Regions from separate parts of the Homo sapiens genome. Here region 2 is linked to region 1. Evidence: read pairs that join two places in POLR2A ChIA-PET (ENCODE). Cell type or tissue: PC-9. All regions are shown on one strand. Each heading gives the region's core, and the rest is flanking DNA. Links, peaks and the distances in the headings are about the cores only. Region 1 overlaps TAOK3 (TAO kinase 3). Region 2 overlaps TAOK3 (TAO kinase 3).

Evidence for each region. Peaks named below come from ENCODE experiments on the same cell type or tissue, not always from the same donor. Only the 100,000 strongest peaks of a DNase experiment are listed, where the experiment ranks them.
Region 2: POLR2A ChIA-PET joins it to region 1 with 19 read pairs; 5 of 35 experiments call an interaction of 5 or more read pairs at or near these places.

What each region holds. Positions count from the first base shown.
Region 1 is chr12:118,334,886-118,352,205 of GRCh38, reverse strand. The region is part of intron 1 of TAOK3 (TAO kinase 3); the gene reads left to right. Among named protein-coding and RNA genes, the nearest start is that of TAOK3, 29 kb to the left of the region's middle. RefSeq lists a silencer at 10,793-11,020. In PC-9, for the core only: no CTCF peak of the experiment used is centred there; no DNase peak of the experiment used is centred there.
Region 2 is chr12:118,234,533-118,247,806 of GRCh38, reverse strand. TAOK3 (TAO kinase 3) reads left to right here. Exons shown (of 21, transcript NM_016281.4): 4 at 2,842-2,913; 5 at 4,291-4,392; 6 at 8,535-8,580; 7 at 9,638-9,734; 8 at 12,136-12,249. It also overlaps the pseudogene RPS2P5. Among named protein-coding and RNA genes, the nearest start is that of PEBP1, 110 kb to the right of the region's middle. RefSeq lists enhancers at 10,237-10,286, 10,427-10,496. In PC-9, for the core only: no CTCF peak of the experiment used is centred there; a DNase peak (open chromatin) is centred at 9,716; H3K4me3 peaks cover 598 bases; H3K27ac peaks cover 3,413 bases.

The DNA of each region.
Region 1 (17,320 bases), core at 5,309-13,308:
ATAACAGCTTTCCATCCTATAGAACTATAGATTAGGCCGGGCGCGGTGGCTCACGCCTGTAATCCCAGCACTTTGGGAGGCCGAGGTGGGCGGACCACGAGGTCAGGAGATCGAGACCATCTTGGCTAACACGGTGAAACCCCATCTCTACTAAAAATAAAAAAATTAGCCAGGCGCGGTGGCGGGTGCCTGTAATCCCAGCTACTCGGGAGGCTGAGGCAGGAGAATGGCATGAACCCGGGAGGCGGAGCTTGGAGTGAGCCAAGATAGCGCCACTGCAGTCTGGCCTGGGTGAAAGAGGGAGACTCCGCCACTAAAAAAAAAAAAAAAAAAAAAAAAAAGAACTATAGATTAAATATAATCATTTAATTTTACACAACCAAGAAGCATTTTTATCCAATTATTTAAGTAACCTAAGTACAATTAAGTGCCTGCTGTGTTACAAGGTTAGGCTCTGTGAAGGTGTGCCCTGCAAAAACTATTAGGGAATTCCATTAGGCAAGACAAAGTATATATTCAGACGCTTAAAGATAGGAATATTTATTACTTCAATTGGGTGTTATAATCGGTCTCTTATCTTTTTAAATAATATATACTTTCCTTTGTATTGATGCCAAGAAGCTTATAGGACACCTAAATGAAAACTTTTAAAATGCAAAATGTTTTATATATGTAAGAGTATGGATATTTGAAAATGTCTAGTTAATGCTTTGAGTTTGTTTTGATGCTTGGCTATAGATGCAGCCAGTAACACCATACTCTTTGTCCATTTATGTACTCAGTAAACATTTACTGAGCATCTACTCGGGTCAGGCCTTGGACTAGTGCTGAATAGGACTATGTTTCTTCCTTAACTAATAAGGAAACAAACTATTTAGGTACAGCAATGCTACAGAGACCCATGTGATGCTAGAAAAACACATAGGAAGGGCACTGAATCATCCCCTGTTCTAGTTACCTAAATAAGTATACAAACTACTTCTCTATTCCTAGTTATGCCTCAGATTTTTTTTTAATTTATTTTCTTGAGACAGAGTTTTATTCTGTCACCTAGGCTGGAGTGCAGTGCTGTGATCTCAGTTCACTGCAGCCTCCACTTCCCGGGTTCAAGTGATTCTCGTGCCTCAGCCTCCCAAGTAGCTGGGATTACAGGCATGCACCACCACGCCTGGCCAATTTTTGTATTTTTTGTAGAGATGGGGTTTCACCACGTTGGCCAGGGTGGTCTCAAAGTCCTGACCTCAAGTGATCCGCCTGCCTCAGCCTCCCAAAGTGCTGGGATTACAGGCATGAACCACCACACCTGGCCTTTTTTTTTTCTTTTTCTTTTCTTTTTTTTTTTTTTGAGACGGAGTTTTGGTCTTGTTGCCCAGGCTGGAGTACAATGGCACGACCTCAGCTCACTGCAACCTCCACCTCCCAGGTTCAAGCGATTCTCCTGCCTCAGCCTCCCGAGTAGCTGGGATTACAGGTGCCCACCACCATACCCAGCTAATTTTTTGTATTTTTAGTAGAGACAGAGTTTCACCATGTTGGCCAAGCTGGTCTCGAACTCCTGACCTAAGGTGATCCACCTGCCTCAGCCTCCCAAAGTGCTGGGATTACAGGCGTGAGTCACCATGCCTGGCCTCAAATTTGTCTTGTAGCTGAAGACCCGTCATTTAAACTTGTTACTCCATAGGATGGACAACAACAATAACAATTGCTGAATGAGTGCTTGTTAGGTGCTAGGTATTACAATACATGCTTTATATAATGAGTATCTCAACGAACCTCTATAATGGATATTTGTGTAGATTCACATACATATTCTTACATAGACTTTACAGGGGTGTATACTGATGTTCAGAGAGGTTAGGTGGTTTGTTCAAGATCTGTGGCAGAACCTGGACTTAAACTCAGTTCTATGCCTGTGTTTATAACTGTTGGGCCATGTACCCCTCATTGTGAAGATTGGAATTAAATAACTCTGTACTGTTCTATTAGTGCCTACAGGATAAGTGCTACGTGGCCCCAAGATGTCATTCATATATGACAATACAAAAGCTGGTTAGATAACATGGCAACAATAAAAAGTTGTGGACTATTCAGTGAAGTTATGGGCTATTCAATACAGTTTAGGATTTTTAAAAAATCATTTTAGGCATGCAAAATAACTATCAGATTTTATTCATTTGAAATAATAATTTTATGTTATATTGTGAGTCTCACAGTGACTTTGTAAGGCATTATATCCTCACTTTGTAGATGAGGTTATGAAGGCTTAGAGAAGTTCAGCTGCATCCTAAAGACGCCACAGTTAAGTAAGAGAGTTAAGTGACTTGGCTGAAACCTAGATTTGCTGATTGAAAGGTCAGAGCTCTTTTCCTTTATACCACAAATTGAAGCTGTCATTTGGGGCATGAAACTAATAACTGTTTTTTGTGTTTTTTTTAATTTAGATAAAATTTTATGATATAAAACTTACCTTTTTAAATTATGAAATTCAGGTTTTTAGTATATTTGTGATGTTGTTACAATATCTAACCTCACCACTATCTAACTCTAGAACATTTTCATTACACCAAAAAGAATTTTGTACCTGTTAGCAGCCACTCTCAATTATCCCCAACCCCTGGTAAGCACTAATTTACTTTCTGTCTCTATGGATTTGCCTACTCTGGACATTTTGTATAACTGGAACAAGACAATATGTGTCTTTTTGTGTCTGACATCTTCACTTAGCATAATGTTTCAAGATTCATCCACATTGTAGCGTACATCAGTGATGATTCCTTTTTATGGCCAAATAATATTTCATTATATCTGTGTGCCACATTCTGATTATTCAAGAGTTGATGGATATTTTGGCTGCTTCTACTTTTTGGATATTAATAATGTTTCTGTGACAGTAAATATACAAGTTTTTAAATGAACATATTTTTCCATTCTCTTGGGTATATACCTAGAGTGGAATTGCTCATAATTACTTTTTGTAAAATAATTAAAATGAAAATGCTTTGAAATGATTTGAATCAGCCAGCGCGGTGGCTCATGCCTGTAATCCCAGCACTTTGGGAGGCCAAGGTGGGCGGTCACCTGAGGTCAGGAGTTTGAGACCAGCCTGGGCAACATGGTGAAACCCCAACTCTACTAAAAATACAAAAATTAGCTGGGTGTGGTGGTGAGCACCTGTAATCCCAGCTACTCAAGAGCCTGAGGCAAGAGAATTGCTTGAACCGCCTGGGAGGCAGAGGTTGCAGTGGGCCAAGAACGCGCCACTGCACTCCAGCCTGGGCAACAAGAGTGAGACCCGGGCAACAAGAGTGAGACCCGGGCAACAAGAGTGAGACCCGTTCTCAAAAAAAAAAAAAAAAAAAAGAAATTATTTTTTTTCTCCCCCCTCACAAAAACACACATAATATTGTGTATTTAGCTAATTCTTATCCCATATCTTTTCTTCAGAAATAAGGCAGAGGCTGGGCGCAGTGGCTCACGCCTGTAATCCCATCACTTTGGGAGGCTGAGACGGGTGGATCAAGAGGTCAGGAGATCGAGACCATTCTGGCTAACATGGTGAAACCCTGTCTCTACTAAAAATACAAAAAATTAGCCAGGCGTGGTGGCGGGCACCTGTAGTCCGAGCTACTCGGGTAGTTGAGGCAGGAGAATGGCGTGAGCCCGGGAGGCAGAGCTTGCAGTGAGCCAAGATTGTGCCACTGCACTCCAGCCTGGGTGACAGAGCGAGACTCCGTCTCAAAAAAAAAAAAAAGAAAGAAAGAAAGAAATAAGGCAGAAGCAGACTTAGACTTTAGCTCAGAGGCTGGACAAGTAGTCTTTAATTCCAGATGAATAGTCTGTGTTTAACACTGCCTCCTCCATTGAAGGCACTATGGAAAGCGAATAAGAATCCTGATGCAAGTCATATTCAATTAATGGAATTAAGAAAGGTCCATGTCCTTTAAAGGCAAAATAGAATGACATCAAGGTCAGCAAGAAGCTGTCAGGTACTTTCTATACATGAAGAAGGAAGAGATTACTTCCGTACTAGGGAGATGGGGTAACATGGAGATGGAGTTTGAACTGAGTCTTGAATTGTGGATACCTTTTCAGCAGGCGTGGTGGACATAATCAATGTATTTTTTGGCCTACAGACATAGTGAACAAAATGTAGGATATTCAGGGATAGTGGCAAATCAAAAGCCTTAGAGCCACATAACAGGAGGTTTGAACTTTGAACAGTAGATAGTGAGGAACCATTTAAGATATTTGAATAGAAAAGACTGATGCAATCAGAGCCTTTGAAAGATTACTCTATCAATAGTTTGTAGAATGACTTAAAGGAAGAAAGAAATTGAGAATGAGAACTTGGACTAGTAGTGAGGTTCTGGAACTAGGACAGCCTCAATGGAAAAGGAGAAAAGCAGCTTGTGAGAGATTTATTGAGGGCATTAACGGCTTGGCATAGAGAGCTAAAAGAACAGGAGTGAATCAGATAAATGAGAGAAAGTGCAGGGTAGAGAGGGGAAGCTCAGCACAGAATTTTGTGTTAAGAGGTTGAGAGAAGTAGGATAAGCCAGAAGAGGTGGGTTGGAAAGAAACTCCTAGAGGACAGTGCCACACAAACCAAGAAACAACCTTGTAAGGAGATGCGGCATAGAGGTTATGGAAGGATATGACCTGAGAGGACTCCTGTTGGACTTGGAAATGAGGAGGCTGGAGCTAGTGAGTTGCCAGAGCATCTTCCTGTCAGGAAAAGCTCCCCCTCCTCCCCTCAATAAATGATACCTTGAGCATGCTGTAGGCCAAAAGGAGGAGTTGGGAGAGAGGAAGCAACTGCGGATTGAAGAAAAATGAGAGGGGTGCATTAATGAAGTGAGAAGGTAGTAGGATAAAGAATTAAGAGGTCATTTGGACTGGGCCTTGTGGCTCACACCTGTAATCCCAGCACTTGGGGAGGCCTAAGTAGAAGGATTGCCAGAGCCCAGGAGTTCAAGCCTAGCCTGGGCAATAAAGTGAGATCTCATCTCTACAAATGATAATTTTTTTAAAAAAATTAGCTGGGTGTGGTGACACGTGTCTGCGGTCCCAGCTACTCAGGAGGCTGAGGTGGAGGATCACTTGAGCACGGGCAGTCAAGGCTTCAGTGAGCCAGGATCATGATCGTGCCACCGCACTCTAGCCTGGGTGACAGAGCGAGACCTGGTCTAAAAAAAGAAAAAAGGCCTATTGTTGGACAGAAGTGCTTGGCCTGATAAAGGAAAACTGAAGGAGGAAGACGAATGCATATACAGAGAAATTTTTAAATTGAGGAAGCTTACATAATGGCTTCACTGTAAAATTTATACTATTATTGCTTATTAGTAGTACCTACAGATAGAATAGTAACTACAGATAGACAAGTTAGATTTAGAAAATACCTTGCATTATCTCAGGCACATGTAGAAAGATTAAACTTTCCATTCTGTATAAATGTTTCATTCTTTTAGCTATGCATTGAACATATCTTTGCCTATGCTTTTAAATGCATTTGCCTGCCAAAACATAGCTATGTGATGTAATTATATAGACTACCAGTTAGGCCTGTTGAGTCCACATTTCTGCTAATTATTCAAGCTGTGTATTCTGAGTGCTAATAATAGTGGGAACTCAAGTACAGTATTTTGTTTAAAAATTAGTTTATAACCTTCAGTTTGAAATTTTTGTATAAATGTTTTATTCTTTCTAAAAGATGCCCCAAAACAATATTTTGTATTTTCTATAGAATAGAAATTTATTAGTAGTATGTTCTATAGCTTAGCAGGCACACTGTACAATTATTCATTTCATTGAAAGTAATGACAAATATATGTCACTTTGAAATTATAATTTCCCTGTTTTAAGATGTTGCCAAATCAGTTCTTTATCAGTCCTGATGTTGGGAGTTTCCAACTAGAAGACTTATTAGTAAATGAGTAGATGTGGAAGCTAAGCCTCCTTCATTACCCTTAACCCTTTCTCCTCTTCTCAACAAAGTGGTGAGAAGTCCCTGACCTAAGATAGTTCTTTTCATATATTTTTAATAGCTATACAAGTAATACATGTTTTTTGCTTTAATAAATAAAAAATACATGTGAGTAGTTAGAACAAAATAAAATTTATATTCTATACCTAGATATATTTTGACAGCCTTTCAGAATTTTTTTTAGGTAAAGTATTTTTAGGAATAGTAATTAGGACAGTTATAGTACATATATTGTTTTCTATGCTGCTTTATTTCTTTTACTTTAACAGTATATCATTACCGTATCAATATTCATCTGTCTCTAAATATAACTTCCACTTCATTTTCAAGCCTGCATGCATTGTTGCATGGATTTTTCAAAGTGGATTTTTTTTCTTAGTCTTTATTCTTACAAAGTGTTCTAAGTCGCTCCTTAATCAATATCTCTGTCCCCAATACAACTCTTGGTTTCTTTCCAGTTATAAGGAGATTCTACATCAGGTAGACCATAAGAACTTGGTTTCCAGGAGCATGAGTTCATTTTTTTTTTTCAAGCAGGATGGGTGAGCAGCATTATTACATTGTATGTCCTGACAAAGGCACTCATGGCTTGAAAACTGTCTGTTTTTTTCTCCACCCACCAGAACATAAGCTAGTGTCTGACATTTCTTTTGAGCAGCCAGGGCTTGAAAGCATGCACTTATCTTCCCAAACACATGGCTTTTTCCTTGGTCTTCATCTGCTCTACAGGAGCTCCTGCTACAAGTCTTCTCTTAGACTATCACCAGCCTTCCTTCCTCTTCTATTCCTGCCTGTTCAGGATTTGTTTATTTTGTTCGTTTTGCATTCAAACTTCTTGGTTATGAACCCTTTTGAGATCATCCTTAAGAAAGGAGAAATGTTGAATTTGTCCAAAGTAACCGGTTATTACAGGCATTTAATTAATGAATATTTCTTGTCCATTTTGAAGACTATATTTCAGCCTCCTTAATTTAATCTATTCTACTTTGTATCATTTTTTAAGTTTCTATCATGATTGGCCTTAAAAAATAGACATTTCATTCCCATCTTAGTAAAAGTCTTACTTCAAATTTATGTCACTACACTAAATATAAATACAATTTTAGTGGAAGCTGCTTCCAGAAAGTGGATATGGTTCAGTAAGATTGGTTTTTTAACACTTTGCTTAATAAGTAAGTGATTCAGTAGACTAACCTCATGAAATTTGCTAGTGATCCTTTAACTGGCTAACACCTTGGAAAAACAGATTAAGGTTCTAATTAGCATTGACAAGGTGAAGAGGGGCATGGGTATTAACAAGAGGAAGTTAACCAAAGACATGCTGGGTGATTCAATAAAGGACTAAAGAAATAAAGTGTAAATATAACAGGGGGCACCATACTTTGAAAAAGCATGAGAAAAATAAAAATAAATGTTATTAATTATCAGAAAATAAAGTACTATTATTTTTAAAGCCATAACACTGTTAATAGTATTTTTAACAGTGATATTATTAATTGGTCATGATTTATTTTGCAGTTAAGAGGAAGCCTTATTTATTTATTTTTTTTACTTCTGCAAAATTTTTCCCATTCGTTTCAAATATGAATTGAGACAGTGGAGAGAGAGGCAAATGCAAGTGTTAAAAAACAGGACTGTGAAATCAAAAAGTTCCAATTGCCATGTATTTTTTGCGTTATTGAATATGCTGTAAAGTGGTATTGTTGATACCACATTTCTTAGGTGGGATTTCCATCATTCTCAAAATATGAATAGGTATTGTTGATGTGAACACTGCTTCTCCCCTGTGAGCCAGGCAAGATGAATGGATGTGTTACAATGTGGTCATCTGTTTTGTATATTAACAGAGATTTACACCTGCACTTTTGTATAGTAACTGAACAAATCAACTCTGTAATTGCCTTACCTGAATCAGGTGGAATGTATTTACTATGACACATGCTTTTGTCTTGTTTTAAAATAATCAAGAGCTTGAATCTTTGTATTTTGGTAAATCAGGAAAAAAAATTCAGACTGCATACAAGATAAAGGACTCAATACATTAGGGGCTCTGGGAGAAAATGAATGAAGTCAATCTAAACAATAAAAGAAACAGCATTGAAGTCAGACCATTGCCAATGTTCTAAATTTGTAAAATCCACACAGGGTTTTGTTTCTTTTCTTAATCTTGTAGAGCTTGGAACAAATAAATTCTAGTGGATTTTTTTTTTTTTTAGACAGTCTCGCTCTGTCCCCCAGGCTGGAGTGCAGTGGCACCATCTCAGCTCACTGCAAGCTCCACCTCCTAGGTTCATGCCATTCTCCTGCCTCAGCCTCCTGAGTAGCTGGGACTACAGGCATCTGCCACCATGCCCGGCTAATTTTTTGTATTTTTAGTAGAGACAGGGTTTCACCATGTTAGCCAGGATGGTCTCGATCTCCTGACCTCGTGATCCACCTGCCTCGGCCTCCCAAAGTGCTGGGATTACAGGTGTGAGCCACCGCGCCCAGCCTCTAGTGGATTTTTTATAAGACTCATAGAGTTAACAAAAATTAAATCTCAAAAATTCTCATATTTAAATTGCTGACTTTAAATACTTCCTTTAAACTAAATGTATTAATGATTTAATTTGGTATCATTCTGATACTTTATTCTGCAGTTTGCAGGTGCACCCCATACAGTTCCCTGCACATATCAAATGCTCAACTAGTATCTTAAATTGTTTTACTGGGCATTCTGATTCCTAGGTTTAATGTAAAGGGTCACTTACATAGAGTGCACTGAGACTCATGAATTTCTTTTTTTTTTTTTTTTTTGAGACAGGGACTCACTCTGTCGCCTAGGCTGGAGTGCAATGGCACAATCTGAGCTCACTGTAACCTCCGCCTTCTGGGTTCAAGCGATTCTCCCACCCCACCCTCCTGAGTAGCTAGGATTACAGGCACCCGCCATCATGCCTGGCTAATTTTTGTATTTTTGTAGAGACAGGGTTTCACCATGTTGGCCAGGCTGGTCTTGAACTCCTGACCTCTGGTGATCTGCCCATCTCAGCCTCCCAAAGTGCTGGGATTGCAGGCATGAGCCACCGCACCTGGCCACGAATTTCTATTAAAAATTTATGTTTTGATTAATAAATTTACTCCACAATGAAATGCTATCTAGAATTTGCCAATAGATGTAGCAGGAACCACTGATAGTTTTTTTTTTTAAGCCTAAGAAACAGTATCTGAAGTTGATATGCAAATATTGCAAGACTTCTTCATTTCTCTCTCTCTCTCTCTCTCTTTTTTTTTTTTTTTTTTTTTTTAGCAGACAGAGGCTTACTCTGTGGCCCAGGCTGGAGTGCAATGGCAGGATCGCCACTCACTGTAACCTTGGCCTCCCAGATGCAAGTGATCCTCCTGCCTCAGCCTCCCCAGTACCTGGGACTACAGGCACCTGCTACCTTGCCTGGCTAATTTTTGTATTTTTTGTAAAGACAGGGTTTCTCCATGTTGCCCTGGCTGGTCTCGAACTCCTGAGCTCAAGCAATCTGCTTGCCTCAGCCGGGAAAATTGCTGGGATTTCAGGTGTGAGCTGTAGAGCCCAGATGACTTTTTAATTTCTAACTGGGGTTTCAAATGTCCCAAAACAGAGTACAATGAGATATTTTATACTGCATGTTTTATTTATTGATAGTACACAATTTTATATTATCTTGTCATGGCATAGTAAAAAGTCTGGCTTTAACTATGTTGATTTCTGCATGCTTCTGTGGATGACACGTTTCTAACCTTTATTGTTTCAAATTTTAAATGAAATGTACTATTTTATTACTTGTATAACAAGGTATTTTCAACATGTCAAAGGAAATATTAGCTTTACCAACCTTTATGAAAGGATCAAAGTCAAGGCTATTTCATGTTGTGCTAATAAAACTTTTCCTGATCATACTTACATAGTAGTATCTGTTAACAAATTAGAACACAGCCTGTAGCTGTGAGCAGATTGCTTCCTCGTGGTAGCTTTCTCACTGGAAACACCAATAATGTAGTAATACCAAAGCTGCCTACTCTGAGGTGAGGAAGCCACATAATTGCTCCCAACTCTGAAATCCTGTGATTTCAAGTTAATTTCAAATGAAGGAGAAAGTATTTGGTCAAAGTAAAATAGTGAAAATGTTAAAAAAAAAATGAGAGATCACAGAAGGTTTTAATTTTTTGGTTTGTTTTTTGTTTTTTGAGACAGAGTCTCACTCTGTTGTCCAGGCAGTAGTGCAGTGGTACAATCATAGCTCACTGCAACCTTGACCTCCTGGGCTCAAGCCATCCTCCTGCCTCAGCCTCCCAAGTAGCTGGAACTACAAGGTGTGCCACCACACCTGGTTAATTTTTTAATTTTTTGTAGACATTAGATTTCACTATATTGCCCAGGCTGCTCTCCAACTCCAGGGCTCAGGCAGTCCACCTGCCTAGGCCTCCCAAAGTGCTGGGATTATTACAGGCATTAGCCACCACACCTAGCCAACACAGAAGGGTTTTTTTAGCATGGTTTAGTGGAATTCCTTGATAAAAATAATATTAAAACTTGTGAATGAAGGAAGTGTTTTGATAAAAGGCAAAAATGAAGTCAACCCTCCCCTCCTTTTCTCCTAAGTACTTAACTTGATCATGTGTCCATACATTTGTAGTACACATAGTCAACGTTGCCCTGCTAGGGCAACTTAATCTGGTTTTTATATTAGATTTAATTATTTATTAAAACTTCTAAGTTTAATTTTTAAAATGCATTGCATTATTGCCATTAAAACAAAATTTGGACAGATGGACCTAATTTGGACTCATATAGAAAAAAATGGAATAAAAGAAATTTATGGGACCATTTAGGAGATTTGAAAATTTGACCTTGTATTTTATGGCATTAAAAAATTATCGTTAAATTTTTAGGTTAAAAAAAAAAATTTAGGCTGGTGCTGTGGCTCACTCCTGTAATCCCAGCACTTTGGGAAGCCGAGGCAGGCGGATCACTTGAGGTCAGATGTTTGAAACCAGTCTAGCCAACATGGCGAAACCCTGTCTCTACTAAAAATACAAAAAATTAGCCAGGCATGGCGGCAGGTGCCTGTACTCCCAGCTACTCAGGAGGCTGAGGACGAACAAGAATACCTTGAACCTGGGGCAGGGCAGCAGAGGTTGCAGTCAGCTGAGATGGCGCCACTGCACTCCAGCCTGGGCAACAGAGTGAGACTCTGTCTCAAAAAAAAAAAAAAAATTAGATATATTAATGGTAGAGTTAATGTTTTTTGTTTCTTTTTGTTCTTTTGAGACAGGGTCTCACTTGCTGCCCAGGCTGTCGTGCAGTGGTGTAATCGTGGCTCACTGCAGCCTTGACTACCTGTGCTCAAGCAGTCCTCCTTCCTTGGCCTCCCAAAGCACTGGGAGTACAGGCATGAGCCACCATGTGCGGCCAATGTTTTTTTTTTTTTTTATGGTTCTTATCTTTTAGACATACATTCTGAATATTTATAGATGAAATGATTTATTTAGGATTTGTTTCAAAATAACGGAGTGCTGTGGGAAGTACGTGGGCCATGAATTGATAACTGTTAAAGCTGGGTATGAGGCAGTTTATTATATTCTTCTGTTACTTTTTTATTTAACATTTTCTATAATTAGAAAGTCCAAAAAATAATATTTAATAACCATCTATGAGGTTTATAAAAATGATTTAGATGTCTTTATTCCTTGTAAAATGACATAAAAGCATTACCTACAATAAATTCCACCCCATTTTCTTTTCATAAAAAATTTTTCTTCTCATAATCCATATTCCTTATTCTCTGCTGTGAGAAAAGAGCTCTTAAAATTGTCACATGATGTCAAAAGAAAACAAGGGGGAGAAGGAGTCACTTTACTGTGCCTACAATGAATTTTATATAACACCTTTACTTTTCTTCCCTTTCCAACCTGATTAAAAATTTTTTTGCTCTTGGGAGGGAAGGTGGGGTGTCCACAGGCAAGTTATTGTTACATTATAGTTAACATTCAACTGTATCTGCATCTTATCACAAACAAATACATGTATATATACACAGAAATATGTGGAAAGTACTTAGTCACTCTCCATATTTCAGGCATATGGTTTATTCTCTCCAGAGATCAATATCTTAGTTACTGAAGCTGTATCTAATTTTTTGCTAAAATAGTTATTTTGTGTTTTAAGAGAAATAAGTGTAATTCCTCAGTAGCAGGAATGGTATGTGGAAGTGATCGTTTTTTGGTGGTTAAGATATTAATAATTTGACAACATGCAAGATTTTGTGAAATATGAATAGTAGTTTATTATTTCAAACTTTTAAAAGTTGGGAAAAGAGGAATTTCAAATTAAAATCTATAAAGTATTGGAAGAATCTATAGAAAAGAGCAACTAAAGCCGGGCGCGGTGGCTCACTTCTGTAATCCCAGCGCTTTGGGAAGCCGAGGCGGGACTATCCTGGCCAACATGGTGAAACCCCGTCTCTACTAAAAATACAAAAATTAGCTGGGCATGGTGGCGCGCCTGTAGTCCCAGCTACTCGGGAGGCTGAGGCAGAATCGCTTGAACCCGGGAGGTGGAGGTTGCAGTGAGCCGAGATCGCACCACTGCATTCCAGCCTGGGCGACAGAGTAAGACCCCGTCTCGAAAAAAAAAAAGAGCAACTAAAATGCTTAATAAATATCTCTCTTTCAAAGCCCTCTGATATGATTCATTACACAGATTTAAAGATAACAATGTTATAAACCGTTCAGGAGAGTAGTTTTGAAGACTTAACTTCCATTAACGCAGTGTATTTGAGAATTGAGTTTTCCGGAAAATTGAGGCTGAGGCAGGAGAATCGCCTGAACGCTGGAGGCGGAGGTTGCGGTGAGCCGAGATCGCGCCATTGCACTCCAGCCTGGGCAACAAGAGCGAAACTCCATCTCAAAAAAAAAAAAAAAAAAAAAAAAAAGTATGATGAAGAACGGAGAATTTTCATTTACTTCCAACTCTTGTGTTGGTTTCTCAGCTTGTCTCTTCTCCCTGCTGTGAATCCTATCACTGCCTTTAGAGTTAACTTAATAAGTGACAAATCTGATTATCATTCACTGGCTTCAAAACTCTAGTGTCACCACGTTGTTCATGTGAAAGTCCAAATCTCTTTCCTGTAGCATCCACAGTTCTAGCTTCATCCTTTGCCTCTCTCAGTAAAGAACTATAAACTCAAGCAGCACACCACACTCTTTGCTGGTCCCAGGGTACGCAATGCTTTTCTTATCACATTGTGCATTTGAATGTTCTATTCTCTTTGCTTGGAGTGGTTTTTCTCCACTTCCCATCTCCTATCTTGTAAGACACAACTAAAAGATCACATCTTTAAAGCCTCCCCAGTTCCCTCAGACAGGGCTAGTTATTCATTTGCTCCGTTTTCTCTTTTTTTTTTTTTTTTTTTTTTTTTTTTGAGACGGAGTCTCACTCTGTCGACCACACTGCAGTGCAGTGGCACGATCTTGGCTCACTGCAACCTCTGCCTCCCAGGTTCAAGTGATTCTCCTGCCTCAGCCTCCTGAGTAGCTGGGACTACAGGCGCGTGGCCACCACGCCTGGCTAATTTTTGTATTTTTAGTAGAGACAGGGTTTCACCACATTGGCCAGGCTGGTCTCGAGCTCCTGACCTTGTGATCCGCCCACCTCGGCCTCCCAAAGTGCTGGGATTACAGGCCTGAGCCACCAAGCCCAGCCCACTTCCTCTGTTTTCATAAACACCTTTTGTACTGTATTGTAACCATTTGGTGGTAATCATCCCTTCTATTGATTGATTGATGCAATCATTCATTCATTTGGAGGTATTAATCTAAAAGGTACTATGTTCCAGACACTGTTTGGTACTGGAAATAGAGTTATTAAAACAGTCGCTGTCTCTTCCCTCTGTTAGTGAAGGACACATATGTTAAAGAATCACAAAAACATCCATATAATCACAATTGTGACATCTGTGAAGGTGGGGTCTCTGTTCAGTATCTCTCTGTATATTGCCCACCTTCCATCTTCCCACCCGCATCCCACCAGCACATAAGCTAATGCTTCACACAAAAGAGCAACTCAATAAATGCTTAAAGAAGTGAATGATGAATATATAACTGTACATGAGCTACATGGATTTCTTTTAAACTTTTTATTTTGAAATAATTGTAGATTTACACGCACTTGTAAGAAATAATACTGAGAGGTCGGGTGTACCCTTTATCTAATTTCCCTTAACAATAAGATCATACAAATCTATAAGATGGTATCACAGCCAGAATATTGATATTGATACAGTTCCCCATCCTTGTTCAGATTTCCTCAGTTTTACATGTGTGTATATTTAGGTCTATGAAATTTTCCCATGTCGGTTTATATATCCACCACAATGGTCAAGATTGAAGAAGTGTTATCATGAGGCTACATTATCACAGCTACTTCCCTCCCATCCCCCTTCCACCACCCTCTATCCAAAATCCCTGGCAACCACTAATCTGTTCTTCATGTCTATAATTTTGTCATTTCAAGAATGTTATACAAATGAAATCATTCAGTATGTAACCTTTGTGGATTTTTTTCCCACCCAGTGTAATTCTCTGACGATTTAACTGAGTTGTGTGTCAATAGTTAATACCTTTTTGTTGTTGAGTAATTTTCCATGGTATGGATGTATTATAGTTTGTTTAATCCTTTATCCATTAAAGAATATCTGGGTTGTTTCCAGCGTTTGGCGATTAGGAATAAAGCTGCTGTGAACATTCTCGTACAAGTTTTTATGTAAACATAATTCTCCATTTCCCTGGGACAAATGCCCAGGAATGCAACTGCTGCGTTGTATGGTAATTATGTGTTTGGTTTTATAAGAAACTGTCACACTATTTTCCAGAGTGGCTGTACCATTCTACATGTAAGAGAGTAGTTGGGCACTGAAAAATCCAGTTTCTCCATATCCTCACCAGCATTTGGTGTTGTCATTATTTTTTATTTTAATCATTCTGATAGGTAAGTAGTAATATTTTCTCGTGGCTTTAATTTACATTTCCCTAATAGTTAACAAAATTGAACATCTTTTCATATGTTTATTTGCCATTTCCATTTGTAAATCCTCTTTAGTGAAATTCCTGTTTTATGTCTTTTGCCCATTTTCTTTTTTCTTTATTTTTTGAGACAGAGTCTCCTTCTGTTGCCCAGGCTGGAGTGCAGTGGTGCAATCTTAGCTCACTGCAACCTCTGCCTCCCAGGTTGAAGCGATTCTCATGCCTCCGCCTCCCCAGTAGTTGTGATTACAGGTGGGCAGCTAATTTGTATATCTTTAGTAGAGACAGGGTTTCGCCATGTTGGCCAGGCTGGTCATGAACTCCTGGCCTCAAGTGATCCTCCTGCGTCGGCTTCCCAAAGTGCTGGTATTATAGGTGTGAGCCACTGCCCCCAGCCTCTTTGCCCTTTTTGTAATTGGAGTTTTTTTTGCTGTAATTTACTGTTGGGTTTTGAGTTTTTGATATTTTTTACATACTAGTCCTTTGTCAGATATGTGGTTTGCAAATACTTTCTGTCTGTAGCTTGCATTTTCATCTTTTTAATGGGTCTTTTGCAGAGCAGTGGTTTTAAATTTTGATTAGGTACAATTTATTGATTTTTTTTTCTTTCCCTGAGTCATGCTTTTGGTGTCTCAGAATTCTTTGCCTATTCCTAGATCCCCCAAATTTTCTCCTATACTTTTTTCCTAAATATTTTATAGTTTTATGTTTACATTTAAATCTGTAATTGATTTTGAGTTAATTTTTGTATAAGATAAGAGGTTTAGGTCATGGTTTATTTTTTTGCCTATGTTCATCCCATTCCTCCAGCACCATTTGTTGAAAAGGAATTTTTTCTCCGTTGAATCACTTTGTAAATAATCACCTTTGTAAATAAATCAGATGGACATATCCGTGTATGTCTATTTCTGGGTTCTTTCTTTATTCTGTTCAGTAGACCTATATTTTTATCTCTCTACCAGCACAAACTGCCTTGATTACTGTAGCTACATAGGAAGACTTAATATTGAGTAAAGTGATTCCTCATATTCTTCCTTTTCAAGATTGTTTAGTCATTCTAGCTCTTTTGCCTGTCCATGTAAACGTCAGATTTAGCTTGCCTATGTCTACGAAAATCCGTGCTGGGATTTTGATAGGAATTGTATTAAAACTATATACAATTTGGGGATAATTGACGTCTTTTCTATGTTGAGTCTTTCAATCTGTGAATATGGTATGTCTCTTCATTTACTTAGATTTCTTTAATCAACATTTTGGAATTGTCACCATGAATATTTATAGACATGTTTTTAAAGTTTATATCTAAGCATTTTATTTTGCTTAAAGTAATTATAAGTGATAGTTTTTGTTTTATTTTTGAGATAAAGTCTCACTCTGTCGCCCAGACTGGAGTGCAGTGGCACCATCTCCACTCACTGCAGCCTCTGCCTCCTGGGTCCAAGCAATTCTTCCTCAGCCTCCCAAGTAGCTAGGATTACAGGTGCCCACCACCACGCCCGGGTAATTTTTTGTATTTTTAGTAGACACAGGGTTTCACCATGTTGACCAGACTAGTCTTGAACTCCTGACCTCAAGTTGATCCACCCAGCTCGGCCTTCCAAAGTGCTGGGATTACAGGCGTGAGACACCATGCCTGGCTGTGTTAATTCTTCTTTAATATTTGGTAAAAATTTTCAAGGAAGCCAGCTGGGCTTGGGAAATTCTTTTCCAGGAGGCTTTTCATTACAAAGGCAATGTCTTTCATGGTTAAAGAACTACTCAAGATATCAGTTTGTGGTTTTAGAGAAATTGAGAAATCGGTCAATTTCTTCTAAGTTGTCAAATTTGTGAGCATAAAGTTGTTCATAGTATTCCCCTACTATCCTTTTAATAGCTTCAAGATCTGTATTACCTCCTGTCTCACTTCTGATATTAGTGATTTATCTCTTCTTTTTTTATGTTATTGTGGTAAGAACATTTAACATGTGATTTACTCTTGAAACAGATTTTTTTTTTTTTTTTTGAGACATAGTTTTGCTCTTGTTGCCCAGGCTGAAGTGGGATGGCGCAACCTTGGCTCACTGAAACCTCCACCTCCCAGGTTCAAGTGATTCTCCTGCCTCAGCCTGCCAAGTAGCGGGATTACAGGCATATACCACCACACCATGCCTGGCTACTTTTTTGTATTTTTAGTAGAGTTGGGGTTTCACCATGTTGGCCAGGCTGGTCTCAAACTCCCGACCTCAGGTGATCCACCCATCTCAGCCTCCCAAAGTGCTGGGATTACAGGCATGAGCCACTAAGCCCGGCCTTTTTTTTTTT
Region 2 (13,274 bases), core at 5,121-13,120, 100 kb after region 1:
GCAGTAGCTCACGCCTATAATTCCAGTACTTTGGGAGGCTGATGCGGGCGGATTACTTGAGGCCAGGAGTTCGAGACCAGCCTGGCCAATATGGTGAAACCCTGTCTCTACTACATATATAAAAATTAGCCAGGCGTGGTGGTGGCCGCCTGTAATCCCAGCTACTCAAGAGGCTGTGGTGGGAAGATCACTTGAGCCTGGGAGGCAGAGGTTGCAGTGAGCTGAGATTGTACCACTGCACTCCAGCCTGGATGACAGAGCAAGATCCTGTCTTAAAAAAAGAAAAAAGTATGTACGTATGTATGTGTGTGTGTGTGTATATATATATATGTATATCTTGAGTAAGTTGAGAGGAAAAGACTATTACTTGAATTATTAATGGTTTTCATATGTACTTTCAATGAACTGTTACATTTGGAGTATGGAGAAGACAAGTAGACATAATTATGAGACAAGGCAACCTCTATAGATAAAAAATACACATATATACATACATAAATGTAGGCATGTATATATGTAATACAGTCTTATTATAAAATATAAGTAATCCTGAAAACCAAAGTCCCCCTTAGGATTAATCTTACTTTCTGCTGTACTGTTCAATACAATAGCAAGTAGGCACGTTAACTATTAAAATTTAAAATTTATTTTCTCAGTCACACTAGCCACATTTCACATGTTACTCTTTTGGACAATCTAGAAATAGAACTGTCCCATCATCAAAGAAAGTTCTATCAGATAGCACTGCTCCAGGGATTATCACTGATATATATTCTGGTATAAATTCTTTTATAATTTTTTTTTCACGCTTAATTCACTTTATTTTTCTTGTATAAAAACCCTATGTTGTAGCCACAGCTGGATCCTGAGTCCGCTGCACGGAGACTCTGGTGTGGGTCTTAACGAGGTGGTCAGTGAATTCCTGATAGGGAGACTTGGTAAATACAGTCTCCTTCCAGAGGTCGGGGGTCAGGTAGCTGTAGGTCTTAGAAATGGCATCAAAGGTGGCCTTGGCGAAGTTGCCCAGGGTGGCAGTGCAGCCCCGGGCTGAGGTGTAGCAGTCATCGATACCAGCCATCATGAGCAGCTTCTTAGGCACAGGTGCGGAGACGATGCCAGTGCCCCTGGGTGCAGGGATGAGGCGCACCAGCACAGAGCCGCAGCGGCCTGTCACCTTGCAAGGGACAGTGTGGGGCTTGCCGATCTTGTTCCCCCAGTAGCCTCTGCGCACGGGGACAATGGAGAGCTTGGCCAGGATGATGGCCCCACGGATGGCGGTGGCCACCTCCTTGGAGCACTTAACACCCAGACCGACGTGGCCATTGTAGTCCCCGATAGCAACAAACGCCTTGAACCTGGTGCGCTGGCTGGCACGGGTCTGCTTCTGCACTGGCATAATCTTCAAAACCTCATCCTTGAGAGAGGCCCCCAGGAAGAAATCAATGATCTCTGATTCCTTAATGGGCAGGGAGAAGAGATAGATCTCCTCCAGGGACTTGATCTTCATGTCCTTGACCAAGCGGCCCAACTTGGTGACGGGCATCCACTCCTTATCCTCGGCCTTGCCTCCGCGAGCTCCGCGGCCTCGGCCCCGGCCCCGTCCACGGCCGCGACCCCGGCCCCGGATGCCACTGCCGAAACCTCCGCGGAAGCCACCGCGGTTCCCCATCCCAGGGCCACCAGGGCCTCCGTGCCCCCCCGCTGCACCGGCGTCATCCGCCATTTGTTGTTTTCTCGGAAAAGAAGCAATTCTTTTATAATTTTTTCTACACGTATACTCACATTATTACTATTTTGCAAAAATTGGATTCTACTTTATAGCTTGTTTTTGACCAAAACATTTTTAACATCTTTTCATATTGCATTGCACATAGATTACCTCATTCCTTAAGTGGTTATTTTATTATATGGTCATATCATATTTATTTATTTAACTGGTTCTCCATTGATGGACAGTTTACAAGGTGAAGCCAGAATGGGTCATTTGGGAATATGACATTTTTTGTTTGGTTTGATATATTAAACCCTAATCATTTTTTATATTACAATCTTTACATGTATCCAGAAAAGAATATAGATAAACTATACATTAAAATGGGAGTGGAGATGTCTATTTAGCCTATCAAAAAGTGAAGCATCTTTGAACTGTGATACTGCAGTATGGAGATATTATTTTAAATATAATATGAGGCCAGGCACGGTGGCTAACGTCTGTAATCCCAGCACTTTGGGAGGCTGAGGCGGGCAGATCACGTGAGGTCAGGAGTTTGAGACCAGCCTGGCCAAAATGGTGAAACCCCATCTCTACTAAAAATATAAAAATTAGCCAGGTGTGGTGGTGGGTGCCTATAATCCGCAGTTACTTGAGAGGCTGAAGCAGGAGAATAGCTTGAACCCGGGAGGCAGAGGCTACAGTGAGCCAAGATCGTGCCCCAGTGCACTCCAGCATGAGCAACACAGCTCGATTCTTTCTCCAAAAATAAAATAAAACACCTGTAATCTCAGCACTTTGGGAGGCCGAGGCGGGCGGATCATTTGAAGTCAGGAGTTTAAGACCAGCCTGGTCAACATGGTGGAACCCCATTTCTACTAAAAATACAAAAAACATTAGCGTGGCATGGTGGTGCGTGCCTGTAATCCCTGCTGCTTGGGAGGCTGAAACAGGAGAATCGCTTGAACCCAAGAGGTAGAGGTTGCAGTGAGCTGCACTCCAGCCTGAGCGACAGAATGAGACTGTCAATAAATAAATATATAAATAAATAGTCTCTAGTCAAATATTTAAGTTAAATTGGCTGAAACATCACTAATTCTTTTTCTTTTTCTTCTACCCTCTTAACACAGGCTACAAATGCTCACACCAGTGAGGTGGTGGCAATTAAGAAGATGTCCTATAGTGGGAAGCAGACCCATGAGGTGAGATAGAGACAGTTGTATACCTAAACTGAAATAAACAAGTTAGTATGAAATTAACAAAATTCTGGCCGGGCGCGGTGGTTCACGCCTGTAATCCCAGCACTTTGCGAGGCCGAGGTGGGCGGCTCACGAGGTCGGGAGATTGAGACCATCCTGGCTAACATGATGAAACCCCATCTCTACTAAAAATACAAAAAATTAGCCGGGCGTGGTGGCGGGCGCCTGTAGTCCCAGCTACTCAGGAGACTGAGGCAGGAGAATGGCGTGAACCCGGGAGGCGGAGCTTGCAGTGAGCCGAGATCACGCCGCTGCACTCCAGCCTGGGTGACAGAGCGAGGCTCTGTCTCAAAAAAAAAAAAAGAAAAAGAAAAAAGAAATTAACAAAATTCTTTAAACTTTTTTTTAGAACAATTTTTTTTTCCTTCTTGTGGAGCATATAATAAAAGTTCCTGAAGTTTTTCATACAAATGTGTGAACATTCATAATTATTTTTAAAAAGGCTAATGTTCTAGCTCAATTAACTATTTTGCAGGCTGGATGAGGTGGCTTAGGCCTGTAATCCCAGCACTTTGGGAAGCCAAGGCTGGAGGATCGCTTGAGCCCAGGAGCTCAAGACAAGCCTGGGCAATATGGTGAGACCCCACCTCTACAAAACATCAAACAAACTAGCTGGGTGTGGTGGTGTGTGCCTGTAGTCCAGCCACTCGGGAGGCTCAAGTGGGAAGATTGCTTGAGCCTGGGATGTGGAGGCTTCAGTGAGCTGTGACTGCAACACTGTACTCTAGCCTGGGTGCCTGAAAAGGAAAAAAACTATTTTGCAGACCAGAACATGGGTATGTGTAATGGCTTTTTTGTAATGTATTTGGTGATAGATTTGTGTTTACATGTATTCAAACTAAAGAAATGGCATGTTTAGGCCGGGCACAGTGTCTCACGCCTGTGATCCCAGCACTTTGGGAGGCCAAGGTGGGCGGATCACCTGAGGTCAGGAGTTCGAGACCAGCCTGGCCAACACGGAGAAACCTCGTCTCTACTAAAAATACAAAAAAATTAGTTTGGTCTGGTGGTGCACGCCTGTAGTCCCAGCTACTTGGGAGGCACGAGAATCACTTGAACCTTGAACCGGGCAGCAGAGGTTGCAGTGAGCCGAGATCGTGCCACTGCAGTCCAGCCTGGGCGATAGAGCAAGACTCTGTCTCAATTAAAAACAAAAAGAGAGAGAGAAAGAAATAGCATGTTTAAATAGCTTCTTCATTTATTAAACATTTACTTTATGTCCATTTACAATAATATAAATGATATATACGTATACTTGATAGGAAATACTATTTTCCTATCAAAAATTAAATTAAAATGTTCCTTTTCTGACTTCAATAGAAATGGCAAGATATTCTTAAGGAAGTTAAATTTTTACGACAATTGAAGCATCCTAATACTATTGAGTACAAAGGCTGTTACTTGAAAGAACACACTGCTTGGGTAAGTCGAAGGACCTCTATTATCTTTTACTATTACATTTTTTTCTTTTTCTTTTTTTTCTATTATCTATTTGATCTGTAAAATTACTAATTTCATTTCTGTTCCATTTAACTTTTGTTATCAGTATTTAACATTTGTTAATACTTTGGTGTGTCACTTGGTATATATTCTGTAAGATTAAATGATATCTAGCCTATTAGAAATTCCATTCTATAAACACTCAGAAAGAGATGGTGAAAAGTTGACATCATTTTATAATTATTTGTTTGTAAAAGTAAAAGGCACAGCCTTATATTCTCATCCTAGAATTTTTATCTTTGTCATTTCTCATCCTCCACTCCAGTTCCCCCCATATTTGGAATTGTTCTTGATGTTTTAATTGCTATGTGATTTTTACCAAACAGGGGCCACCATATGATTAAAATAAGAGACTTTTGTTCCACTCTGTCATCTTATTGTGATATATATATATAAATATATATACACATGCACACACACACAGACACACACACACTCATATATATATATATATTTTGTTTGTTTGTTTGTTTGTTTGGAGACAGATTCACTCTTGTTGCCCAGGCTGGAGTGCAGTGGTGCGATCTCAGCTGACTACAACCTCTGCCTCCTGGGTTCAAGTGATTCTTGAACCTCAGCCTCCTGAGTAGCTGGGACTACAGGCACATGCCACCACACCCAGCTAATTTTTTGTATTTTTAGTAGAGATAGGGTTCACCATGTTGGCCACGCTGGTCTCCAACTCCTGACCTCAGGTGATCCACCTGCCTCAGCCTCCCAAAGTGCTGGGATTACAGGCATGAGCCATTGTGCTCGGCCCTTAGTATATTTTTATATGATTGTATTTCTGGTTTTAGGTTGGCACATTAGGCACATTTAGGATGTGAAAATGTTATGCTTTCTACTTTTTCAAATTGCACATTCCTACTTAAACTCCAATTTAACTAGCATTTATTGTTTACCATGTACCAACTCCTTTCCTGTATGTGATCTCTAATTAGGGAATGGAATTTTGTTCTTAAATAGACTATCAAACAGTATACTAAACATACATATTTCTGTTCAAGGAACTTTTATGTAGAGCTATTGCTTCCATTCTGAAAATAAGAAATTAATCAAAGACATATCTCATTGTCTAGAAATCAGTTCTCTGGCAATCTCAGCTGTCTTGAAGGAGTCAAGAAAGGGATTTCAAGCAGGCAGAATAAATGTTACAAAATCCAAGTGCTAAAATCTCATGTATTTCAAGTCTTCAGAAAATCCTTCACACTGTTACTTGAAGCTCGTTTTTCTCTTTTTTTTTTTTTTTGAGACAGAGTTTTGCTCTTGTTGCCCAGGCTGGAGTGCAATGGCGCGATCTCGGCTGACTGCAACCTCCACCTCCCGGGTTCAAGTGATTCTCCTGTCTCAGCCACCGGAGTACCACACCCGGCTAATTTTGTGTATTTAGTAGAGACGGGGTTTCTCCATGTTGGTCAGGCTGGTCTCGAACTCCCGACCTCAGGTGATCCGCCCACCTCGGCCTCCCAAAGTGCTGGAATTACAGGCATGAGCCACTGCACCCGGCCACCTGTTTATTCTTAGATTATATAGACTGCTAATAAGCATGGCTACCTGGTTTCTGTCTACAACTGGTTTGATAGACCAATCAGAAAGAGCTCTAAGGAACTGAGCTGTTAGATACATGCATACAAACAGGCACAAGAATAATTTAACCATACGGAAAAAGTCAGGGGAGCTAGAAGGCAGAGCTAATCATTTAAAGGCAGAGCAGCCAGAGCTGTTTAGTGTCAGGAGCAAACAACCATCTCAGGTGCCTTTGTGTTATAGAATAATAGGGGAAAAAATATTTGTGACAAAAATGCTGAGTTTTTAAACATGTAATTTAAAACATTTAATGCAGCTAGAAACATATTCATTCTATTCAGTTTTAAAGTTCTATATTCACATTTCATATGCTTGGTTTAAGGAGGTTATGTATGCATATTCAGTTACTTTTAAAAATTAGAAAATTATGTAATAAAATTTAGAAATGCTTTCATCAAAATTGATTAAAGAAAAAGTAGGGCACATAAAGGCTAGTGTTCATTATAACATTTACTCATGTAGAATCTTCCATTTTATAATAAGAAATAAGATTAATGTTTCTGAATCTGTTTGTTTTTAATGTCAAGCAGAAAACTATAGTATGGTTTCTAAATTTTAAACTTCTAAACCTCTCATTGTTCTAAATTATTCCAGAAATGCAAGGTACATACTATATAAATATATAACTGTAAAACTATAAAATATAAGACATAATCATATGTAATATATAAATAGTATTATAAGTATGTTATATCTAATTTAATTGCATTCTATATAATATAGACACAGTATACTTATATTTATAATATGTTCATATATATTGATATTTATAATATATAACTATAAAAGTATAATAGTTTCTAAATTTTAAACTTCTAGACATCACATATTCTAAATTATCTCAGTAATGCAAGGTACATAATATAAATATATTTTCACATTAATTTTTTTAATGAAAGGAACTAATATGTTGATATTGGTTATGTCTAGTTTATTATAGGAAATTTATATTTCATAATGAGCATCTACTATTCTTTTAAATAACAATAATTTGTAGGAGTGTGAATGCTTGCATGTGTGTGTGGAGATTGGTTGCTGAACCCTGATAGTTTTGACCTTGACTACAAATCAGTAGTCTTGGGCACCTAAAAATCTAGGATAAGAAGGGCCAGGTGCAGTGGCTTATGCCTGTAATCCCAGGACTTTGGGAGGCCTAGGTGGGTGGATCACGAGGTCAGGAGATCAAGACCAGGCTGGCCAACATGGTGAAACCCCGTCCCTACTAAAAATACAAAGAAAAAAAAGAAATCGAGGATAAGAGTACAGAAAGAGGCCGGGCACGGTGGCTCACACCTGTAATCCCAACACTTTGGGAGGCTGAGGCGGGCAGATCACCTGAGGTCAGGAGTTTGAGACCAGCCTGACCAACATGGAGAAACCCCGTCTCTACTAAAAATACAAAATTAGCCGCGTGTGGTGGCGCATGCCTGTAATCCCAGCTACTCGGGAGGCTGAGGCAGGAGAAGTGCTTGAACCCAGGAGGTAGAGGTTGCAGTGAGCCAAGATCGTGCCATTGCACTCCAGCCTGGGCAACAAGAGTGAACTCCGTCTCAAAAAAAAAAAAAAAAAAAGAGTAAAGAAAGAGGTTTCTCACTTTTGCTTTTAGAAAGCCTCCGCAGATTGCAAACCCAATAACTATCGATAGCCTCCACCTCTCGAGTTCCAGCGATTCTCCGTCCTTAGCCTCCCAAGTAGCTGGGACCACAGGTGCAAGCCACCATGCCAAGCTAATTTTTTGTATTTTTAGTAGAGATGGGGTTTCACCATGTTGACTAGGCTGGTCTTGAACTCCTGGCCTCAGGTGATCCACCTGCCTCAGCCTCCCAAAGTGCTGGGATTACAGGCGTGAGCCGCTGCACCTAGCCTATCAATAGTATTATAATAATATTATTCTGGAAATATTTTAAGATCTAAATGTAAATAACACATATATCTCAGGGATTCAAGGTAATGTAATGATACATAGCAGGCTACATCTTCAGATTCAGTTCAAAACAATATCTGTTTCTTGTTTAAAACTTTTTAAAGTGTGAAAAAAAGGAATTTACTACTTACTGGTTTATTTTATTTAACTGGTATAACCCCAAAATAGATTTTACTGGCTCGTGTATTTGTTTGCCACTTTCTGAGTTACAAATTTATAGTACAACATAGTCACCTGAATCCTTTTTGAAATAAAGTAGTGAAGGAGTTAATAAATAAATTGGCAATCTTGGCTTCACCATTTATAGTGAATATTTCTATATCTAGTCCCCCAATAATCTTTAGGCCAATTTCAAACAAGAAATAATAAAAACTGAGATGATGAAAATTATAAAAATCAATTAGTGCCAGATGACAAAAATTCAGTCCAAGTTCGGGTAGATCAGAATATTTATTCACCTAGTATTCTTAGTTCCTTGATTGGTTGTTTAGTTGGTTTCAGCAGTTTTTAAATTAACTTTCATTATTCTGAATATTATTTTAATCTCTTATAGTTGGTGATGGAATATTGCTTAGGCTCAGCCTCTGATTTATTAGAAGGTAAGAAAGAAGGAATTAAACTCTCCTTTCTGTTTTACTTTGATCAGAATGTTATCTACCGCCATACTAAAGTGTAGTTTGGGCAGTCTAATTGAATGATGGCTTGAGCTTTAGGGTGGTGTGGATAAGCCATGCACACTTCCTCTCTTCAATGCCACTGAAAGTGTCTGAGTGATGTTAGCAGTCTTCCTGCTGTTTTAGTTCATGGCCCATCCAGGGCAGGTACTACCAAAATGTTTGGCTAATGTGATATGGTACATGTAGCCAAAAACATCATATTCATGGGTATATGTGAAAGAGAGGTAGATAGTCTCACGTTATATTGATGTTAAACCCTTTCAGAAATCTTGACTGACCCCATTCCTCTCTGCAGATGCTGCTATAACCAGAGGCTGTGTTAAAAATTTACTTTAAAAAAAATATCTTGAGCCAGGCACAGAGGCTAACACCTATAATACCAGCTACTTAGGAGTCTGAGACAGGAGGATCACTTGAGCCCAGGAATTCAAGGCTGCAGTGAGCTTTGATTGAAACACTGCACTCCAGCCTGGGTAACAGAGTGAGACCCCTGTCTCAAAAAAAAAAAAAAAATTAAATCACTGTTGATCTCTGAATAGAAATTGCTTATTAGCTTCTTTCACAAATAATGAAAACCTGTAGTTTGAAGGGGTAATTAAAGATGGCTTTGTGGCAGAGGAGGAAAATGTAACCTAGAACACTCCAGACATTGAAATGTTGGAAGGGACTGGTTAATTTGGGCCTGGTTAATTGGAATCAGTGTGGCTTGGCTTGCAACTGATAAGTAAATTAACAATGCATCATTTAAGGAATATCAGGCTTTCTTTGTTTTATTTTTGTTTTGAAGGGTCATTTGTGTTTATATACTTGGGTTTCCTGTTGTCTGATCACTTATTATCTTCTATAGAAGATCTAGGTGAATGTGTTCCCAAATTGTCATGTGAGAAAGTATGTAACCCAGTCTGGTATAGCTGTATAAAATAATAAAATGAGGAATGAAACTGATCATCTACTGACTTTTTTTTTTTTCCTTCCTCAGTTCATAAAAAACCACTTCAGGAAGTGGAGATCGCTGCCATTACTCATGGAGCCTTGCATGGACTAGCCTACCTACATTCTCATGCATTGATTCATAGGTAAGATTAGAGACCAGTTATGTTTCTTTTCAGTTGCAGGACTGTCTATTCCAGGAACCTTGAAAATTAGTGCATGCTCCAATTTTTAGGTTGCCTAAGCATTCATGGGAAGCAAATAGATTGCTGCTTCTGGATATAAAGGATAAAGTTGCCAGAATTTAGCTTCTATCTCTTATTCTCTCCTACGTATCCACAATTATATCATCTTTGTTCAGTAGGTAACTGTTCTCCAGGCTAAATGTTGCAGGGAAATTTGAAAAAGGGCCCACCAATCTTTAGATACTGTGTCATGAAGAAAAGAAAAGAAAATTAACCTTCCTTGCATATATTTATCTGTTAGCAGAGTTATTGTCCCTTTCCTATTACAAATAACAAGCTAGTCTTATATAAATATATGCTATTTTATAACTTTAAAATATTTCTCATTTCTATAGTTCATATAGATACTTAGGAAGATATTATCTTTACTGTATTTTGGCATATGAAGAGACCAGGGCTCAGAAAGACTTAACTTGCCCAGAGTTTCACAGAATTTAAGTAATATGTTAAGGATTGAAACTCAAGTTTCTTGACTCCTATTCTAGGGCTTTTCTCTGCCTTGTATTTTCTCTACCACAACCACACTCTCCTCCCTGCAACCTCCCTCCCTCCATTAACTTCTAGAGAAACATGTTACCAATCTTTTCTTCTCTCAGTAATGAACTTTTAGTACAGTTACATTAATGAATGAGGGGAGGAGGAGTGAAATATTAGGTATGAAGAATCTGAGATGGCTCACAAATGAAAGAAAACAACTGGCATTTACTAGGAAGAAGTGAAACTATTGGGTTATGGTTCCTCTTTTGCTTCTGTTTTAATCACCCCAGTGTAGCCATGACCACTTACTGGTACCACAAAAGCAGAACTTCCTAAAGATAGGCAGACCGAAATCCTGCTGGGAATTAAGGACAAAGAGTGAACCTAATCATGTTAATAAATACTGATTAAATAAAATTATCATAATGTCTATGGATCTGACAACTTTTTGTAAATATATGTCTTTGGTACCAAGGTGTTAATACTACTGCCAACTTGCTTGTGATTATTTTGCCTGCTCTCATTTAAAGCTACAGTTCAGTTTTTTGTGCCATTATTACCTTAATCTGCACATTAACTTAATGTTTTAGTCTGTATTATGCTTTATCTTCTTTAGTATGTAAAATAATTTGTTGAAGAGTCAAAATACTTATAAATAATGTTTTTTTAATTTAAAAGTAAATACTGTGTCTCAGATTTTTATTGTTTTGATTTTAAAGGCAATTCAATCTCCTAACTAAAGATAAGTAGAGAAAATATATTTTTCTGTTGTGAAGAAAAATAAATAATGCATTTTTTTTTAGTTCTGTCTGCCAATGCCTAATGTCACCATGAGGAAGGAAACTGAATTTTCAAGGGAAGTTTTTATAAAAGTTATTTTGAAGCATTTGAACCTTATCATTTTCAGCTTGACATAAATTTCCTCATCTTCTCTGTTTTATCTTTTCACTGACCATCAACTTCCAATTCATGGTTTCTAGTGCTCATTACACCTCATGCCTTTTTTAAAAAGAATAAGGAGTACATCCACACCTTCTCATTCTAAATTACCATAATGAAAAATGAATTTTTTGAATTATATTTTTAAAACTTTTTGCTATATAATACCTCTATTAGCTTTAGTAGTAACCACGTGCAATTCTTTGTAGTAATACAATAGAAATGTAATTTCCTAACCCCTAATCCTTGTTTGTTTTGATCTTTCAGGGTCTTCTTTTTACTGTACAGAGTTATTTTTAAAATATCACCTTCTATATAACATGTACCTCAAATGCCTTAGAGTTGCAGTTACAATTAAAGACAGAGAGAAAGGGTCACAGGCAAGAAAGAAAAGGTATGTGTGTAGTTGAGGTTTATTGGTAGGTGGTCAATACGGAATCATTGCAGGTTTGTTTAGGCTCCAAAAATGTCACATAATTTGGAAAAGCAGAAAAAGCAGTTAAAATTGGCACCAATTTTCTCAGCACAGGGAATACTATTGATAACTGGATTTAGCCTTTAAGAATATGCCTTTGTAAGTGTAGCAGCTGAATAGGTTTTCTTGTTCGCCATGTCTGCCTTTTTTCTCATTTGTATTCCCTCCCTCTGAAGAAAGCTCTACCTTTAAGTAACTAGTATGACCTACCTGCAAGTACACCCAGGAATCTGGGCCCCCTTACAACATGCAGTAATTACTAAATCTCCTTCTGGCTATCTGAGCAAGGTTTGTTTTGTTTGTTTGTTTGTTCGTTTAAATAAACTTTTTGTCTTATTAATTGCATGCTCTGACCTATTCCATAATCAAAATTGAAAAGTAATTTTCTAACCCTTTTTTTTTTTCCTATAGGGATATTAAAGCAGGAAATATTCTTCTAACAGAGCCAGGTCAGGTAAAACTAGCTGATTTTGGATCTGCTTCAATGGCTTCTCCTGCCAACTCCTTCGTGGGCACACCTTACTGGTATGTAGAATTAGGCTATATGACATAGTTTTAAAATCTGCATACATGAACTCAACTATGGTGCTGGTTTGGCTTGGTTTTGTGACAGTGTCTTACCAATATGCCTCAAAACGAGGTTTCATTTGAGAAGGATAGAAAGCCCACTGGCATAAAAAGAAACACTCTGGCTTTGTATAAAATTTACAATGACTTTAAATTGTGTAGTTAAGGTTGGTGTCACTGTGTGTAAACTGAGCAGGATTATCAATTCACTGACCAAGTTCAGGTTTTCGATTTCATTTGCAGTTTCTTTTGAACTTTTCTCTTGAGGCAAAGCCTCCAGGTAAGGACAGGGCAGCTTCTTTCACCTTCCCTGACTAGCCAACAAGCAGAGATGGTACCTTTCAGTGAAAGAAATCCAAGTTCTTGTCTTTGTTGAGTTCTGATAGGTTACCTAGCTTGTCAGTCTGGCTCAGAGTTTTTCACCCTATTCTTTTCCAGATTATTTTCCTTCCTTTCCTAGACACGTTGGAATTTCATTATGCCTTACAGAATGACTTAGATCTCTGCAAAATTACTTGTCTACTAAAAAAAATCAGCTAGTCTTTGAATTTTTTTCTATCACCAAATAACATTTACTAAGCAACTGCTTACACATCATAATAGAGTACAGTTCTGTTCAAAGCATATTAAACAGATAGGGCCCCTGCCCTCCTAATGAAGATGCATTATGGACAAACAAGTAAAGTAACATCCATTACTACAACCTAGGGTTTTTGTAGGTTTTAGTATCTTTGGAACAGCTGATTATATTGCTTTATATGGCTCCATAAAGTATTTTTCATGTTGTTTAATTATTTTAAAAGAATATGGCCAGGTGTGGTGGCCTATGCCTGTAATCCCAGCTACTCGGGAGGCTGAGGCATGAGAATCGCTTGAACCCAGGAGGTAGAGGCTGCAGTAAGCCAAGATGGCGCCACTGCACCCCAACCTGGGCTACAAAGTAAGACTCTCAACAACAACAACAAAAAAAGACTCCAGGCGCG